2 separate regions of the Homo sapiens genome follow, and region 1 is linked to region 2. The links are chromatin loops, found by intact Hi-C in ENCODE. Cell type or tissue: IMR-90. All regions are shown on one strand. Each heading gives the region's core, and the rest is flanking DNA. Links, peaks and the distances in the headings are about the cores only.

Region 1 (10,097 bases), core at 3,767-6,266, 220 kb after region 2:
ATAATGTAAGATTCTTGAGTTACTTATGGCTCTTTCAGATAAAGATTTGGTGAAGTCATGAAACTTGTCATATGTTAGTATATTGGTTACAAGCAGCTAAAGTAAAATCTTTCTCAAACAATGTAATATAGTTCTCTTATCTGATTAAAACTCTCAAAATGTTAACAAATTAATCTTTTCAAAAGATAACTCTAATGTTTGGATATATTGTATTGTTATTTTCTTTAAATCTTTCATTCGTTGATGAATTCCAAGTACTTTTCCAGGGGCTGGAAACACAGTGGTGAACAAAGCAGGCAGAGTCCCTTCTTTCATAGAACTTAACATACCCATACTAGTAAGGGGACATTTAAAAAATCTGTAAATAAACCAATAAATCTATATCAAGTCAGTAGAGGGATAAGTGCAAAAATTAAAGCAGAGTAAGGAAGAAAGGGAGTATCAAAAAGGGGGATGCTGTTTTTATGGAGGAGTCAAGGAACATGTCAATAATCTGGACCATTTGAGGAGAGACCAGAAGGCAGCAAGGAAAAGGGAGCAAGGAACAAGTCACGTAGATGTATGGGAAAAGCCAATTCCAGGCAGAGGAAACAGCAAAGGCAAAAGTCCTGAGGCAAAAGGGACTTTGGGGTACCTGGGGAAGAGCAAGAAGGACAGAGACGCAGAGGTAGAATAAGAGGAGTCATTTCCTAATATCTTTTTCTAAGAGAAGTATGGTCAAACTTAACTTCATGTTAATGTCAATTTCCATGAAGTCCAGCAGAAATTCTTCATTGAACTTCTTCTGTGTCTCAGCTTTTCATTTATAAAATGGGTATGATAGGCCAGGCACGGTGGCTCACGCCTGTAATCCCAGCACTTTGGGGGGCCGAGACCATCCTAGCTAACACGGTGAAACCCCGCCTCTATTAAAAATACAATAAATTAGCCGGGCGTGGTGGTGGGCACCTATAGTCCCAGCTACTGGGAGGCTGAGGCAGGAGAATGGCGTGAACCCGGGAGGTGGAGCTTGCAGTAAGCCAAGATTGCGCCACTGCACTCCAGCCTGGGTGACAGAGCAAGACTTCCTCTCAAAAAAAAAAAAAAAAATGGGTATGATAATAGCACTTCATAGGTTATTGTGAGGACTGAATAATTTATGAAATGTAAAGTATAATTAAAAGTGTATCACTAGCACAATAACTAGACATTTATAGTTTACTAGCACGGAGTAAAGTATAAATGGCTAGTTATTATTACTACCACCATAATCTTTTTATTCACAGTAGTATCAATAATTGCATTTTTAAGGCTAATATTATTTTTGGCACTGATCATTAATTATTAGGGGAGTTACCTTATACATATTACTAAGACATCAGGTAGGGTTATGGTATGTGATGGCTCAAGCACAGAGGTTTATATCATCAAAATCTTATAAGAAAGTTTAAAACACATTAAAAATTGGAGTTCGAAATGTAGTAACTTAATTTGGACGTAACATGAGTATGATATCTTCATCTATATACTCAAATATTTCTTTATTTTTGTCAATCTTAGTTTCCTGTCCTTATGACAGCACAGAATTCTTGGATGTTGGTAATGTCTTTCACATTCATTTCCAGCATGAGGTCTGAATTGATTCCTTGTTTCTCAATTACACCCATCATGGAATCAAGATTAATAACCTGCTTGGTGAGTTTTGTCCACCTTGGAATCTGGAGGCTTTGTACTCACTGTGGCCTGTTAGACTCTGAGTCGTTCCTTTTACATGCCCCAGCAGTGAGGTCAAGGACAGCCGCAGTCCAGGGAGTCCAAGGACTGCCTGCCTTGGGGCCACCCGTGCAGGCTTCCATTACTTCTTCCCCTCTCCCAGGCATTATTCATCATGGTTGAGGAGAATCTAAGGGTGGATTTAAAATTCCCTGATATATCCCCTGTGCTCAGAACAATGTCTGGCACATTAGAGGTATTCAGTGAATATTTGTGGAATCAATAAAAATACAACAGACATGATGGACAATGTGGGTCCCTCCTAAACAGACTGCTGTTGAAGTGTGGCAGAGGGGAAGAGCACCTGTCCACTCTGCTCCCCTGTGGGGCTGGGCTCCCACCTCCACCACCCACATGGAACATGCACACTTGTGATCAGTCCCTTCACCTCAGGGAACAGGATATCTGGGATAGGCTTTGCTTTAGACATGAGGTTTTTGTGACCATCATATTTGGTTCTACTAGATACAACCAAGTTGAGTGCAGTTTGTGATTTAAAAAAAAAATCACACTGGAAGAATTTTTACTGCTGGGCCTACCATTCATGCCCTCAACATCCCTCCAGAAAATTCTTAGTGGGGGCCCATTCTGTATTAGATACAGACCTAACTAATGTAGTACTGTGGAACTTTCAATCTAATTAGCATAAACACTGCCAAAAACCATGGCACCAAAACCATAAGTGCCACAAGAATAGTATCCTATGTACAATATGATGTCAAATAGGATGACTAATTTTCTTTCTTTTTTTTTTTTTGAGATGGAGTTTCACTCTTGTTGACCAGGCTAGAGTGCAATGGCACAATCTCAGCTCACCACAACCTCTGCCTCCTGGGTTCAAGCGATTCTCTTGCCTCCGCCTCCCAAGAGCTGGGACTACAGGCATGCGCCACCACACCTGGCTAATTTTTTGTATTTTTACTAGAGATGGGGTTTCTCCATGCTGGTTAGGCTGGTCTTGAACTCCCGACCTCAAGTGATCCACCCACCTCGGCCTCCCAAAGTGCTGGGATTGCAGGCGTGAGCCACCGCGCCCGGTGGATGACTAATTTTCACTGGAGCGAACAGAAAGGCTTCAGAGCAGAGGCAGGATTCTCTATCATGGAAGGAATGAAAAATATTTCAATAAGCAGAGTGGATATGTGTTAATATATACTGTAATTATAAAATAACAATACCACATCATCTGTCATACATGCTTCATTATTAATGCACTATCCAGTTATGCCTTTGATTTCTTGTTTGTGTGTCTGTTAGTCCTCGTCCTCCAAAACCATGATCATGAGCCACTTTAGTGAAGAAACATTTATAGGTAAAAAACCTAGTTGGCTTATAAGATGATTCAGGGCACATGCTGAGTCAGTGTTAGAGGATTTGGTGGAGATATTGCCCCTTATTTTTTAGTTTCTTTGCCAAACACAGCCATTTATCCCACATAGCAGATGTTTGACATTCACCCTTTCTCAGTTAATAATCATATTTACTTATAAAAATGACCCAGGTGTGGTAGCTCATGCCTCTAATCCCAGCACTTTGGGAGGATGAGGCAGGAGGATCCCTTGAGGCCAGGAGTTTGAGACCAGCCTGGGCAACATGGCGAAGACTCCATCTCCACAAAACATAAAAATAAACAACAGAGCTAGCTGGGTGTGGTGACACAAGCCTGTAGTCCCAGCTACTCAGGAGGCTGAGATGGGAGTATTCCTTTAGTCCAGGAGTTCAAGGCTTCAGTGAGCTATGACTGTGCCACTGCACTCCAGCCTGAGCACAGAGCAAGGCCCTGTCTCTCTCTAAAACAAAACAAAACAAAACAAAAACATCTTCCTTTGACAATGTTTTCAAATATATTTCTCCTAACGAAGAAGGGTGAAGAATATGACAGATATTTAATCTTTTTGAAAAATATTTAAAGGGAAGATGCCATTAAGTGATTTTTCCAAATTCCCTTTCCATAATTTTACCCATTAATCAGCTAATATTCATGGAGTGCTTATGTGTCAGCACAGGTGACAGGAAAGGTATTCTTAGTAGAGTTGGTAAGTGTTACTAATATATATTATATATAAATGCAGTGTTTTGTTTTCCTCCATACATGATATGATGTGTGATCCAACATCTAGATAAATGTTTTATTTTGGTTGCGGCTTCCTCCACCGTGTTGATCAGTCCCATGACTGAAGGAGCACTTAATGGTAAGAAGCAGGTAGCGTGGTTAGGGGACATGCGATCAACTAGCATCTACTGAGCACCTGCCATGTGTCGGGGACTGTATAATAGCTGATGTTTTGAGTAATTTATTTGGTTTGCTGAAAGTGACAATCAGTTGAAGACAGAAAAGAGTGGGGGGAGTTTTAAAGTTAAGCACAAAACGTACTTTTGTTTTGAATGGGAGAAGAAGGGTGGAGGAAGACGGCCGACAAAACAAGTTGAACACCTGAGTCTTGACTGGAAGGAATTCAAAGTGCCCACCTGAGAAATGTCTAATTAAACAAGGACAGAGAACCTGCTCCCTGCAGGAGGGTACAAAAAGTCACTTTTCCTCTAAGTCGCTCTGCCCGCCCTGCTGCAAGTCAAAAGGGCGACCGACGCGGCCGCGGTTGGGACAACTTCAGGCCGGGCGCAGCTGACCGCCGCGTTCTGCGCGCGAGCGAGCAGCCGCCCCAACCTGCCGCGGTCGCCGACCCCGCCCCCCGGGAGCGCGGGCCAGGCCAATGGGCTGGGCTCCAAGGGGCGGGGCAGGCGGCCGGCGCAGCCGTGGCGGTAGCTGCAAAGGCGGCGGCCGCTGTGGTGGTGGTGGTGGTGGTGTCTGTGGCTGCGGCTGCCACTTGGCCGGGCGTCTGCGGGCCGTGGGGGATGGGGGCGGCGAGCTCCAGCCCTCGGCGGTGGCGGCGGCCGTAGGTGTGGGGCGGCCGTCCGCGTCCGGGACGCGGGATGGAGCGCCGTGGTGAGTGTGAGGAGGTGGCGCTCGCTTCGGCCGCGGCGGTGGTGGCTCCGGGCTGGGGTCGCCCGCGCGGGCGCCGGCTAGTTGCCGTCCAGGGTCCGGCAGGGGCTAGGGGCGCGCCCGGCGAGGCAGGCGCGGACGAGCGAGAGGACGCGGGCGGGCGCTGCCGGTACGCCGCGGACCCCGGGTGCGCGCTCTGAGTTGTGTGACGCCGGCGGGCAGCAGGGGAGAAGCTGGCCGGGTGGACTTTCCTCCCCTTACAGGACTCCCCGAGCGTGTCTCAGCCCCGCTCCCTTTGCTAGCCACCAGCCCTCATCGCCTCACTGCGGAATTCAGGGGCTCCTTTACCCTTACCCCATTGGTTTTCTTCACCGGGTCTCAAGTCCGTCTTTCTTACTGGGGATGCTTTTTGGAAGTTTGGTGACGTTTTCTGAAATTTCAGTCTGACACATGCAAAGGCTGAGTAAAACAGACATCTCATGTTCCATATTTACTTTTTCTTATTGCACTTCACCTCACCTAGACCCTGGCTATTTATTACTTTGGGGGAGGGAGATCTAAGGTTGTAAAACACCGTCTTGCGCATTCTCACCGTGTGCCCCTTCTGGAGCGTCTCTGTCGTTCCCTCCCACCCTACTCCTCCCCTTCTCTCTCCCCACTCATTACTGCCTGGTCTCGCCCTTCCACCTTTTCCCAGCCATGGCTCTAGGGCAAGTCGTGTGCTCTGCAAAATAGGAAGGGACAAGCTGGGAGATTGCACCTACCACCTAGAGAGCGGACCCCTGTGCGTTTGTTTCACTAGGTGTCCCAGGACCCGGTCTGTGATAGAAACCCGGTGTTCCCAGGGAGGATCTTGCCTTGGTTTAAACAGAGCAGCCAAGGACGTTCCTCCCTTGTCTTTCAGCCCCTCTGATTTGTCCTAGTTTATCTCACCTTTTCACCACCACCACCCCTCTTTAAAAACCAAGGGTGGCGTTCCACATTGTTTTTTTTGGATCTTTGACATCCTCTGTTTTCTAAAGATGGATCTTTTTTGGGCGGGGGATGGAGGGGTTGGCGGGGGGAAGGGGAATGTTAGGAGATGTTTTATGAAAGTTCTAAGTACCTTTTTGTTCTACATTTACCTTTTTCTTTATTAATCTTTGGGAATTAGCTTCGCTTCCTCCTCATTCAGTTTGGGAGAGGAGATTCCCCTTTCAAGAAAAATACTTCAAAATTAGATATGAAAGTGAATATTCAGAATGAGTGAATCACAACAAAATTATGGGAGTCTTGGAGATTAGGTCCCTTTCTGTAGTGATTTCTTTACGCAGTTTGCCAGAAATGCTTATTTCAAAATGCCTCCTTGTTACAGGAACTGTGTAAGTAAGCAACCCTGATGCTTAAGCTTCATGAGCTTTACAGTATGTATACAGTTCTTGTCTGATGATTCTGAGAAGAGTTTAAGAGTGAACTTGAAGAAAATAGAATAGACCTGAGTAGAAAATGTTTTAGTCCCCAATTTGGCAGGAAATAGAACTTTGGCTGAGATGTAGAAAAGCGCTGCCCAAGAATGTATAGTGGTTGGTCATTACTGCTCCCCTTACCTCCTTAAAATAGTGTATCTACCTCAGTTGTAAGCACCTTCACTTCCTCACATGTAAAGGCTCTTGACCTAGGAACATGGGCTTTTATAGCCACTGCTCTTGGTCCCGGGGGTTAGTATAACCACATTGAACAAAGTTCATGCCCAGAAGTCACCCTAAAGAATTTTCATTCTCGTGTCACTTATTCATTCAGCATTCACTAAGAAAATTTAGTCTGATCCCATTTTGTGGTAGACAGTCCTGTAGAACCTTTGCATCTTCGGTAGCAATAGACAATATTGATGGGGCCCAAGGTATAATATCGTGAGTTTCCCAAGTATGTTGAATATCCTATGGGAAAGTAAAGGGATGCTTTATTTTTAGTGGAGGAAATGAAAGGCTTCTCGCAATTTCCCCCACACCTACACCACCACTGCATTCCTAGGCAACGAAATTCTTTTGTCATTTAAGATTAGGTTCATATTCTCTAGAATTTTATGTAAATGGAATCATACCAAAGATATACAGTGTGTGTGTGCCTGGCTTCTTTCATTTAGCTTAATGCTTTTGAGATTCATCTATGATTTTTTCCTATGTCATGGATATGTAATGTTAAATAGTATTCCATCGTAAGGCTGTACCACAGTTTGTTTATCTGTTGATGGAGTTTGGGTTGTTTTGTTTTTGACTATCATGAAAAAAATTGCTATGCATTTGTATACAAGTTTAGGGGTGAATATATGTTTTCATTTCTTTTGGATGCATACAAAAGGAGAATTACTGGGTTGTATGTTAAATGTACATTTCCTGTGTAAGAAACTGCCAGGCTGTTTCACAAAGTGATTGTATACCTTGTATGTAGAAGCATGTATTACAGTTACAGTTGCCCTACATCCTCACCAACACTTAGTATTTCAGTCTAGCTGAAATTAAAATTTCTTCTGACTATTCAGTGGTATCTCATAGAAGTTGAAATTTGCATTTCCCTGATACTAATGGTATTGAGCAATATTTCATGTGCTTATTGCCCAGTTGTGTATCTTCTTTTGTGCAGCATATGTTCACTTCATTACTCATTATTTTATTGGATTGTTGTTTTATTTTTATTGAATTGTAAGAGTTCCTGATATATTTGGTTACAAATTCTTTGTCAGATATTTTCTCCCAATTTGTGGCTTGTGTTTTATTTCAACACTGTCTCTCAAAGAGCAGAAGTTTTAAATTTTTTTGTTCAATTGTTTGTTGTTAGTGTATAGAAATAAAATTGATTATAGTGTATTAACTTTGTATTCTGTGACCTTGCTATATTCATTTATTAGATGTAGTAGCTTATAGGCTTCTTAAGATTTTTTTTTAAGTCCCCAACCCACCATCTCTGAGTATTTTACTTCTTTCTTTTTAAATGTGAATGCATTTTATTTCTTTCTCTTGTCTTACTGTACTGGCTAAGACCCTCAGTAACAATATTAATCCTGATCTTAAGGAGAAAACCTGTCGGTTTTTTTTGTAGATGCCCTTTATCAGATAGAAGAAATTATCTTCTATTCCTACGTTGTTGACTGTTTTAATCATGAATGGCCATGGAATTTTGTCAGATGCTTTTTCTGCATCTTTTGAGATGATCACATGGTTTTTTTCTAGTGAATGTTAAACTAAGCTTGCATTCCTTGGACAGACCCTTCTTGGGCATTATGTATTATCCTTTTTATATATTGTTGGATTTGACTTGCTAATACTGTGTTAAGAAATTTGTTTTTTGTGTGTGTTTTTGTTTTTTTTGTGTGTGGTTTTTTTTTTTGGTAATGTCTTTGTCTGGTTTTGGTATCAGGGTAATGCTGGCCTCATAGAATGAGTTGGGAAGTGTTCTTGTCTCCTGTATTTTCCAAGAGTTTGTATAGGATTATTTTATCTGGTTCAGTGAATTTTATCAGTGAAGCTCATGTAGATGTAGTTTTCTTTGTGGGAAATTTTAAATAATGAATTCAGTTATTTAATACATGTAGTGCTATTAACATTTTCTGTTTCTTGTGTCAGGGTTAGTAATCTGTGTCTTTCAAAGAATTTTTCCATTTCATCTGAGTTGTTAAGTTTATTGGCAAAGTTTTTTGTAACATTCCCTTGTATCCTTTTATCCTTGTGTCTGTAGGGTCTGTACTGATGTCGTTTCTTCCATTCATATTAGTGATTTGTGTTTTCTCTATTTCTCGATCAGCCTAGCTAGATATTTATCAATTTAATCTTTTCAAAGAACCAGCTTTTGGTTATATTGATTTTTTTCTGTTTTCTGTTTTCTAAATCACTGATTTCTGTTCTTATCATTATTTACTTCCTTCTGCTTACTTTGGGTATAATTTGCTCTTTGTTTTCTAGCTTCTTAAAGTGGAAGCTTAGATATTGACTTTAGACCCTTCTCTTTTACAATAAAGCATCTAAAACTGTGTATTTTATCTAACCATGACTTTTACTTTGTAATCTCCACATTTTGAAATGGGTTTTCATTTTCATTCAGTTCAAAATATATTAAAATTTCCCTTGTGGAAATTTGACCCATTGGTTATTTTAAAGTTATATTTTATAATTTACAAATATTTGGGGATTTCCTGACTATCTTTCTGTTACTAGTTTCAAATTTAATTTTGTTTTGATCAGAGGACATACACTGTGTGATTTCAGTCCTCTTAAGTTCATTGGGACTTCTTTTTATCCCATATATGGCCTATCTTATGAATATTCCATATACATTTGAAATGAATGCATATTCTGCTGTTTTTTGGTGGAATTTTCTGTAAATGTCTATCAGGTCAAGTTGATTGATAGTGCTATTCAAGTATTCTATGTCCTTAATGATCCTTAATGATTTTCTGTTATTCTATCAATTACTGAGAGAAGAGTGCTGAAATCTTAACTGTCATTGGGGATTTGTCTATTTTTTCCATACATTTCTCTCAGTTTTTTTCTCATACTCTGGACCTCTATTTTTGGTACAGATACCTTCAGGATTGTTGTCATTATGATGAAATGACTCACTTATCATTATGAAATGTTGCTTTTTATCCTTGGTAAAATTCTTTGATACCTATATTATAGAGCTACTTTGGCTTTCTTATGATTAATATTTGCATGGTGTGTCTTTTTCTGTTGTTTTACTTTCCATGTATCTGTGTCATTATATTTCAAGTCTGTGTTTTAATAGGAAAAATATAGTTGGGTCTTACTTTTTTACTCACTCTGAGAATCTCTGCCTTTTTATTGGGCTGTTTATATTATTTATATTTAATGTAATTATTGGTATGATTGGGTTTAAGTCTGTTACTTTGCTGTTTGTTTTTTTATTTGTTCCATTTGTTGTTTCCTTTTTCTTCTTGTCCTGCCTTTTTTTTTTTTTTGATTTTTTGAAATTCTATTTATGCCCACTATTGGCTTAATTAACTTTATCTCTGGAGATTTTAGTATATATTTTTAACTTACAGTATACCTTCAAATAGTATTACACTACTTTACCTATAATGTAAGAACCTTACTGTATACTTTCATTTCCTCCTCCTTTACGCTATTGTCATAGATTTTGCTTCTGTATATGTTATAAATGCCACAACATATTGTTACTACTTTGTTTTAAACATCAGCTTTTAAAAAAATTATAAAATGTGCCTGTTTTGAAGCTTTGTTGGGGTGTGGCTAGAGTATAGTTTTCACTAAAGCTAGGTTAGATGTACTATGAGGCATGCCCTGGGGTCTCCCTGGGGTGTTCAGTAGGTCTCTCTACTCTGGCTGATGAAAATGTGGAGTTCTTCCAGCCCTGTGGGAAACCTGGGAATCGTCCATCTATAGCTTTCTGG
Region 2 (10,097 bases), core at 4,952-7,451:
AACTAAGCTAGCATAACAATTAACAACTTTATAGTCCCAGGAATGGGTTATTATGAATAAACAAAGTACCATTTGTTTGTTTTAAAATATTTTAATAATCTGATTCTCATTTGTGTGAACTAATGGCAGGGAGACAGACTTAATGGGGATCAGCAAAGGGTCAAGAGTAAATATTTTAGGCTTTGTGCACCCTAAGGGCTCCGCTGCAACTACTCAATTCTGCCACTGTAAAACAAAAGCAGCCAAGAAGTGTGGCTGTATTCTAATAAAACTTTACCAAAACAGATGGCAGGTAGTGAGATTTGACCTGTGGGTCCTAGTTTGCCAATACTGGGACTAACGCATAGATCAGAGCCCAGAATGGATCTACAGAAGCTTCATGTTCCTCAACACACTTCAGCTAGACTAGCTTCTCTTTTGCCTGTTGTTAATCTGTTTTACATATTTTTCTGCTTTTAAAATATACATTAAAAATTTTTAAAAAGGGTTCTAAAACTTTATTAAAAATTTGAACAAAGCAGTATTATATAAGTAAAGGATCTTTGAGTAAGATATGTCTATGACCTAATACAAAGATAGTATGTATTTGATCACAGAACTCTTACTTCAAGTAATACTTAATAATGTTCCCAAATTTCATAAGACATATTTATATAAAACATTTAAACACTGGACTAAGTGGTTTAAACCTAGCTGCCCACGCACACACAAAAATTACTAGTATATGACTAGAGAAATAATTTCTTTTCTGTGAGGGACTAGATGGATAAATTTGGGAAATCCTAGGTTAAACAAATCTAACAAATGTCTTTACCAAAGACCTTCTCAAAGCTTTTAATGTATAGTATGTGCATTTTAACTCTCTGAGAGGGGTTTGTAGCATGAAACATTTCCTCTATCATAGCCAAGATTCCACAGAACATACTTTGGGAAATGTTCCTTTAGACTGATTAAGAGAAATTAATACTCCAATGTTTATATAGCCCCTAAAAAGTAAAACAGTTAAAAAAAAAAAAAACGCTAACTACAAGAAAGTTAAATAGAACCACACAAAAATGTTGTTTATAGCAATAAGAATATTACAGACATTAAGCAATCAAGACAGTACAAAAGGTTCAGAGAATTTATGTTAAAATTGTTTGAACCAAACCTTACTTAAAACCAAAGTGCTTTAGTGCTGCCCAAGCTGTGAAACACACAAGAACATGCCATCATTCAGCAATGGTTTACCATTGGAGTAGCAGCTATAAATTTAAAAAATGGTTTCTTGAATAAAGCCTTATTTCTGCTTATTATTCCACTGCAAAAAAAATAATTAACAAAAAACAATTTTACAATAGCCCTAATCACTACAACTTCCAAATGTTTAAGAATCTTTATAAAAGAGAGTTTGGTAATTTTTAAATTCTGCTTGTAGCCAAATGGGTGAAAATAAAATATATTTTTATGATTAGATAAAGCAGCAACAAGGTATGAAGAATTTTCCTCCATGTCATGGAATTAGTATAGTTTCTACCTTAAAGAGGGTGTCTTTCCTATTAAGATTTGCCCATACTCCAAAGTCATTAGTCACCATCAACAAATAAGCTTAAAATATGAAAAGGATATTAAAATGAAGTACATTAAGGACCATAATAAGTCTCTTTGAGGCTTTCTTTAGCAGAAATACATGAATCTGGACTTACTTTAGAAAAGGCAAAAAGAGAAAATAAATAAATCAATTTGCACTGTAGCTTAAATACTGAGATGGAGATATATGTTAACTTTTCAAATAAAATTATCCTGTACGAATGTACAATATTTTAAAACTTTTTTTGAGATAAGGTCCAAATATTAAAGAATTTCATACACAGCAGAGGCTCAAAACTATTTAGGAGAAAGTTAACAACTTTAAAATGAGTGTTTTACAATTGGTGAATGTGGGTTAAGAATATAAGGAAGTTCCTTATGCTAATCTTTTTTTTTTTTTTTTTGTGAGACAGGATATCCCTAAGCTTAAGTGATCCTTCTGCTCAGCCTCCCGTGTAATTGAGACTGTAGGTATGTGCCACCACAGCCAGCTAACTTTTTTATATTTTGTAAAGACGAAGTCTCACTGTGTTGCCCAGGCTGGTCTTGAACTCTTGGCCTCAAGTGATCCTCTTGACTCAACTTCCCAAAGTGTTGGGATTACAGGTATGAGCCACCACACCCAGCCCCTTATTCTATTTTTCAACTTTTCTGTAAGTGTAAAGTATACCAAAATAATGGTTTTAAAAAATGGTTCAGAAACTCATACAAAAAATGAAAAACAATTTTTTAAAATTTCATAATTAAATTTTAAAACTGAGTACTACACACACGTGCACATGATTAGGGTCCCCCTACAAACACCCTTCAAGGGAGACCAGTTAACAAGCTCTCAACTCCAGCTTCTAGTAAGTGTTTAAGGCACTTACTTTTAAATATGAATTCACAGCCAAGAGTCACAGAATGCTTGAGGAAGGCCTCTAATGTGAATGACAACAGAATAACAAAAAATGCAGGGAGCTAAAAACACATTAAAAACTTAAATAGCTTCAGAGGTGAAAAAATACTGCATACTTAAAAGAATGATTGCTATAAAAATGAACATCCATATAGAAGATAACTTGGAAATAAAATTATAACAAATAAAAATTCACTGGATAATAAAGAAATTTCCTAGAAAATAAAATAAAATGGCAGAGACAAAAATAGAAGAGAAATTATAAGATAATCAGATCATCAGTCCAGAGGCTCCAACACTCAGCTAATAAGAATTCCAGAAAAAATGGAGGAATAATTTCTTTTTAAACACAAGAAAATTTCTCAAATGAAGAATAAGTTTCTAGATGGAAAAAGAGTTCACCTAGTGCCCAGCACAATGAACAAAAAAAAAAAATTCATACCAATGTTCAGTGAAATTTTCAAACATCCAGTAATACAACATCAACAATTTTTTAAAAAAAGATTGAGGGGGAGATTGAGGGAGGAACAAATCTCCAGCTATAGCTGAGCAATCGGAATGGCAAGAGGCCTCAATACCCACCCTGGAGCTGCACAACAGAATCCACTAGATGCTTCAAAAAGGTTTGATTAATTGAATCAGAATCTCTAGTGGTGGGGCCCAGACATTCATAATTCTTAAAATTCTCCAGATGATTCCAATCATTCTGCAGCCAAGGTTGAGACCCAGAACAGAGTGATGTTCTCAAAATTCTGAAGAAAAGTGAATTCCAACTTGGAATGCACAAACATAGCTAAATTATCAATCAAGTATGAGACTAGAAGAAAGACATTTTCAGATCTGCAAGGTCTCAAAAATTTATCTCCCTTCATCCTTACTCAGAAAAAGAGTGCATCTGCCAAAACGAGAAAGTAAACTGAGGAAGAGAAAAACAAAAAATCCAGAAACAGGTTATTTAATTCAGGATACAAAGATGAAAGAAATTCCCAAAATAATGATAAAAGCAAATTCAAACGTGATTGCTACTCAGTGGGCCTAAAATGCAACCAATCCTGATTAAAGCAAGAAGACCCAGCACTTTGGGAGGCCGAGGCGGGAGGACCACAAGGTCAGGAGGTCAAGACCATCCAGGCTAACACTGTGAAACCCTGTCTCTACTAAAAATACAAAAAATTAGCCAGGTGTGGTGGTGGCCACCTGTAGTCCCAGCTATTCAGGAGGCTGAGGCAGGAGAATGGCGTGAACCCAGGAGGCAGAGGTTGCAGTGAGCTGAGATCGCGCCGCTGCACTCCAGCCTGGGCAACAGAGCAAGACTCCATCTCAAAAAAAAAAAAAAAAAAAAGGCAAGAACACTGGAAACTACAAAACGTATAGGGCGGGGGTGGAAATAGAAAGATGAAGTTGATAGATTAGTTGGTGTCTGACCATATTACAATACTGAGAAGATTTCTCAGTATTGTCAAAAAGCTCAAACTGAATTAGGGGGAAGTAGGTTTAAAAAAAAAAAAAAAAAACTAATGTGCACAAATAACTGCCAATTTGTAAACACCAGGAAAAACAAAAAGTTGTATGGAAACGCAACTACCAAAGTATGCCATGTGGCTCAGCTGTAAGCAATAGTCAAAATCATGTAAACAATAAATTGTGATTTAACCAAAAATTATATAATTTTTATTATACATATAAAACATTGAGAAGATGAGCACGGAGGGAGTGTAAAAGAGCTAATTCTCACCTTCCAAAGTAGGAAATGAACACTTACACTCTTGAAACTGAGAAATCTATGAACAGTAATACAAGTATGCAATATGGAAACACAGACACAAAATAAGAGATGAAGCAGTAAAAAGAATAGGAAAAAAGACCGGCTCCACGTAATGACAGTTGTGAGTGAGAGGAGCCAAGGAATTCATGTGTTTTGTCATTAAGTCCTGCAGAACATCTGACATTAAGCTATGTTCATGTATTACTTTTAAAGTTACATTCATATATTACTTTGATTAAAATTAAAAGGCACAGGACTGACCACAGGTTTCAGGGAGACTTGGGTGGAATGTGAGGGCCTACATAATTTACCCATATTCAGAAGTATGTAATTCAAGGCTTTAATCCTTATACATACAAGATTTTTTACTGTCCTAGAGAAATGAGTCAGAGAGCATGGTCATAAAGCATTCTTCCTCTTCCTACAAATCTTTAAGAAGCAGATCAATAATCTAAGAGAAAAAAACCTTTATTCCAAAATGTTGGGGCATTTAACAATTTTAAGTACTGTCATTCAAAAAGTTATTTTAGATTAAATACTTTAAGGAATTTTCTGACAAAATACTGCATACCAGGAAATAAAATTCCTAGCAAAAATGTTTACTCTGACATTCTAATTGGTATTATGAAAAATAAATTCTTTATTAACAGATAAATGGTAAATTGTTATAACCCAAGATATCCCAACTGACATTTTTTACGTTTTTACATTCAAAATTAGCAATTGCAGTGATTAATAATATGTAGAAAGACTATAATGAAAAAATATAAAAAGCACTATCACCAGATGCAGAAAGAAATGTCTAAGAATTGTCTTCCCTTCTAATAAACATGCTCAACGTGATTCTTTGAAATGCTTTGAAATTTTCCTCCAAATTATCTCATTAATTTCAAAAATCCAACTTGGTGGTTTTTTAGAATTCCCATTACAGCACTTATTATGCTGCATTTTAATTTTCTGTCTACCTGTCTCTAACTCTTGATAAACTGTCAGCTCAGCAAGGCTTGGTACAGTTTCTCCTAGTTGCTGGCATATAGACCCCATCACAGTATAGCACATTGCCTGGCACATGGGAAACACTAAGTATTTTTTAAGTAAATGAACAAACACATAATTTGACTTGGGTTATCTTTTACCTAACTTAGAATCTATTTGTTGCTTATAAAGATAATGCATAAATATGAGACAAATTAGCATTTCATACATATAGGAGGAAGGTGATTGAAAAAGTACCTTTCAATTAGTGTCCCATTTTGAATCATCCAAACATCACAATATGTTCGAGACACCAGCATAACAGCAATAAGTACCAAGTAACCTGTCTAAAATAAACCAGGTATAGTAAATTAAATACATGCATTTTAGAAAGTTCAAAGAAATATTACCTTGGTAACAATTTTTGGTTTCCAAATCTAAAGCTTTATGTAAGTTTCAATATAGTTGGCTGACATTTTTTCTATAAGTAATTTTAAATATAGTTTAAAGGGAACGCAAGAATATTATATAAATGAAAAAAGCCTCATAGATTCATTTAATCTTTCTCATTCAGAATTCAAAAGTGAATCCTAGGCAGGTCAAAGGACTTGCCTTCATATACCTAGTCAAGGACAGAAGCTGGGAATGTAACTTAGATTACCTAGATCATAGTGTATTGTTGATTTTCTTATATTTTGACATATAACTTTAACAAAGAAAAATGACAGTAACTGCACATATACAGTTATACAACTAACCAAAATTGAAGCCTAAAATTTTGCCTAGGTAGAATAAATTTGGTTTAATTTGTTAGAAAAATTTATAATAGTGTCCATGCCCTCATAGGGCTTTCAATTTAGTTATGAAGGGAAGAGTTACACATAAAAAGTAGCAGACAAATTTAGGCAAACATATTTGTATCATTTCATGTCCTAAGCTGTGGGATGGGAAGGTTTGGGGTAGCAAAAGACAGTTATGGCATTAGAAATATGATAAACAGTAAAACAAAAAAGAGAATGAGGATTAAAGGTAAAAAAGATGAAGGATTTAATGGGGGAAAAAAGGGATTAAAATCATATGAACTATGGTACTGTACTGAGTTTACACACATAAAATTCTCGCAAGCTTCTCAGTAGAACAAAAAGTGATGTTAAAAAGTGATGTTTAAAGAATATTACTTAAGCAATGCTGTGCAAGACAGATTACGAAGCAGGGAAAGTCAAGATGCTGGGTGACTGGCTGGGAATCAGTTATCTTTCTGTGAGATGAGAATCCTGCCACCCCAACCCCAAGTACACATATTTAAAGCTGATCTTAAATTTTCTAAATTGGAACAATAAGACAGTGACATAGAAGTTAAAGTAAGGGAAGAAGGCCTGCAGAGGGTGGGAAGCTGGCCAAATTAGCCCCTTCTACCTCCCTTACTAATTCCCAGGGACTCATCCAATGTTTCAAATTTGTTTTACATTCATTGAACCCCTGCAATAGTTAAAATGAACATTAAGCTGTTAACTGATTGGAAGGTAACATATGCATCTTTCCAGAGAAGCTTGTATTTTAAATAAGGATTCTTCAAAGGCAGGACAATTAGTTATGCCTGAAGAGTCACTGGAAATATTCACAAAAAAGATAAGCATTAAGCAATTTTTAAAAACATATTTGTTTTTGTTGTGGGGACGTACAGGATGTCACAGACATGATGTTGTAAACAAATGAAAGGCTGAGGACATAGGGCCAGATCGTAAAACAATGATCTCCTAAGCAGATGGTATTAAAAGGAAGGCCAAAGTCAGGTTGTGATTTACCCTATAAGGAAAATGAAGTTACATGTTTTGATTAGGATTTTAAGAAAGAATACAAATTGGAAAAGGAAAAGAAGCAAAAAGACCAATTAAGATATAATAATCCAGGTAAGATATAGTGAGAACAGTAGGAATGTAAAGGGAGAGAATAATTTATAAGAAACTTTAGGATACTTAGAAAGAACATTTATAATATAAGGGAAGGAGCAGATCTTAAAAGTGTGTGATCCCATTTTTAAATTAAAATATATGCTTGCACACAGGATGACTATATATCAAAACGAGTAAGAGGCTGATAGGTGCCAAAAAATAAATCTAGCTGCATTTTCTAATTTTCTTCAAGGAACATGTATTACCTCTGTCTAATTAGGAAAAAACAAGTGTCATTACTTTTTTTAAAAAAAGAATTTCTCAAGGGCAGAATCATCAGGAGATGATGCCAAAGTGAGGGAAAGAGCAAATCCAGCATGATGAAGGAATGTACGTTTTCTTTGGGAACTGCAATGCTTTTGTAACAGTTAAGTATAGGAAAAATTAGCAGATCCCAGTGACCAAAAAGGGTGACAAGGGGAAGAGGAAGAGCTGAAGGTAATGATACTTCTAGTTACAGAATGAGAGAATGCTGAGGAAGATGGAGAATACGGCATTATTTTAATAATCATTAAAAATGTTTATCAAATAATGAAGATAATCTTGATAAAAAAGCAAAGGAACGAATTATACAACTATTCGTATAAGCAGCTCACTTCCTGAATGAAATAACTGATGAATCCAGATATCATTTTGCATATCTTAAAAATATTTAATCAAATATACTCCACACTAATGTGACTTGTTAACATCTCAATGTAATAAAAGGGTTTGTCTTTTGAAATTTAATCTAGTGTTTATCAACAGTATTTAACTATAACAAAGCAACACCATTTAGGGTAGCTGTATGGCAGTACCCTAGCATTTCACATAAAATAAAATGAAATAATACTTCAGAAACAAGAGAAAACTATTTAAAAACTGGCACTGAACAAGGTTTTTTGTATGACAGGTGATGATTTAAAGACAAAAATTTAGTAATCTTCTTGACCTACAGAGAAAACATTTGACCTATAGTATAACCAAAGTGTTATGATTTTACTGTTCTAATCTTACATAACCTTGAAAGTTGAACACTTAATAATTTAATTTGGGTATCTGTCTCCACCCAAATCTCATGTTGAAATGTAATCCCCAGTGTTGGAGGTGGGGCCTGGTGGGAGGTGTTTGGGTCATGGAGGCAGATCCCTCATGGCATGGTGCTGTCCTCCAGACAGTGAGTGAGTTCTCATGTATCTGGTTGTTTAAAAGTATGTGGCACCTCCTTGGCCCTTTGCTCCCTCTCTCACCATGTGAGACACTGGCTTCCCCCTTCACCTTCAGCTGTGATTGCCAGCTTCCTGAGGCCTCCCCGGAAGTGGAGGAGATGCTGTGCCATGCTTGTACAGCCTGCAGATCCAGGAGCCAATTAAATCTCTTTTCTTTATAAATTACCCAGCCTCAGGTATTTTATTAAAGAACGGCCCAATATACTTAAGATTATAATTTCATAAGACTTACCTCTTTACAAAATGTTCTAGGGACCATGATTTTCAGAATCTGTATGAGCCTTGAGAAAAACACCTTGTCCACCACAGCTCGCTCCTTTTTCCCCTCTTTCTGCATTAAAAAAAAGAAGCCCTTTTAAGATAGCTATAACAAACATATCATAAAATTAAAGAACCATGTTTCATCTAAGTCAACATAAACAGCTATCAAGATAAAAACTGAATTTACAAAACACAGACTTGCATACTTACACTGCTCCTCATATTCAAACATGTTTTTGAGAAAACAATGTTATCTAAAAACTGAATAAGGAAGTGAGTTCTGGAACCACACAATTATCTGGGTGAAGAAAACTGCAAGCAGAAGAAATAGCAACTGCAAAATACCAAGGTGAACACCTGCAACGTGCTTGAGGAAGAACAAAATGGCCAACCTGGCTGGAGCTGTGAGGAAGGTACCATCACAGAGGACGAGGTCAGAGAGACAGCTGAAAAAAGGTCAAGGGTTTACTGAGTTTTGTATTAGCCACTTCCTGATTAACACCATATTTAAAAAAAAAAAATCCTGAACAGAATTTTGCCTGATATTAAATAGAGGAAACTTTTGGATTCCTAGATTTACCATTTAACATTTCCAATATACAGTCTGTCAATTCACTCTCTCTTCCTCATAAAATTCAAAGACAGACAAGGTTCTTTCACTTATGCAGCTCACATTCTAGCGGGAGAAACATAGACAAAAAATAAACCAATAAATAAATTATTACAGACAGACTAGACAGGGTCATGAGGGGAAAAAAAAGAACAGTTCACACAGGATGGTCTGAAAAGTCTCTTGACATTTAAGCTTAGACATAAATAAAAAAAAGCCATGTGATTATTTAAAGTGGGTAGCAGAGGGGAGGGAGTGAAGCACAAGGAACAACGAGCACAAAAATACAGTGTTGGAAATAAAATCGGTGTGCACATTTCACAGCAAGATGGCAGTATTGCTGTAGCAAAGGGAACAAGAATGAGAGAAGTTTAAAAGGTAGGCAGGGCTTATAAAGGACAGAGCCTTGAAGCCACAGTAAAGATTGAGAGCTTACTGTGAGTGTAGAGGGATTTAAAAGAAGATAATCTTACCTCTCTCAAGAGTTTTTTCATTTTCACTAGCTCCATGAAAATGGAAGTACTAAACCATTTGCAAAGATAAGGAAACACGTGACGAGACTTACTACTCTTGGACTGTTTGGAAGGACAGGGGAAACTTCTTGGAAAAGGCAAGACACTCCAGAAAAACCCCAATTCCCTGACTAACCCTTTCCCCAACTCCATTATCACAGCTCACTTATCTGGCTAACTACTGTGCTCCTGACAAACAAATACCTGTTTGTATTAGTAGAGTAACGCTATTAGTTAGCTATAATGTAAATGTGCTTTGATTAAATAAATATCTAACTTGATGAGCCTTAAGTGAACTGTTTGGGTACTGAATTAGAATAATAATAACTACCAACTATGTGTCAGAC

The links. Peaks named below come from ENCODE experiments on the same cell type or tissue, not always from the same donor. Only the 100,000 strongest peaks of a DNase experiment are listed, where the experiment ranks them.
Region 1: it touches region 2 in a loop (5-fold over the local background); 7 of 110 quality-filtered maps call a loop at or near these places.

The regions. Positions count from the first base shown.
Region 1 is chr1:94,242,164-94,252,260 of GRCh38, reverse strand. It overlaps ARHGAP29-AS1 (ARHGAP29 antisense RNA 1), which reads right to left and starts at 4,393. Exons shown (of 4, transcript XR_002958338.2): 1 at 4,127-4,393; 2 at 2,742-2,848. It also overlaps a transcript of ARHGAP29 not described here. RefSeq lists silencers at 4,314-4,523, 4,544-4,633. In IMR-90, for the core only: no CTCF peak of the experiment used is centred there; no DNase peak of the experiment used is centred there; H3K4me3 peaks cover 1,632 bases; H3K27ac peaks cover 263 bases.
Region 2 is chr1:94,463,376-94,473,472 of GRCh38, reverse strand. It overlaps ABCD3 (ATP binding cassette subfamily D member 3), which reads right to left. Exons shown (of 23, transcript NM_002858.4): 3 at 8,600-8,698; 4 at 5,466-5,554. Among named protein-coding and RNA genes, the nearest start is that of ABCD3, 50 kb to the right of the region's middle. In IMR-90, for the core only: no CTCF peak of the experiment used is centred there; no DNase peak of the experiment used is centred there.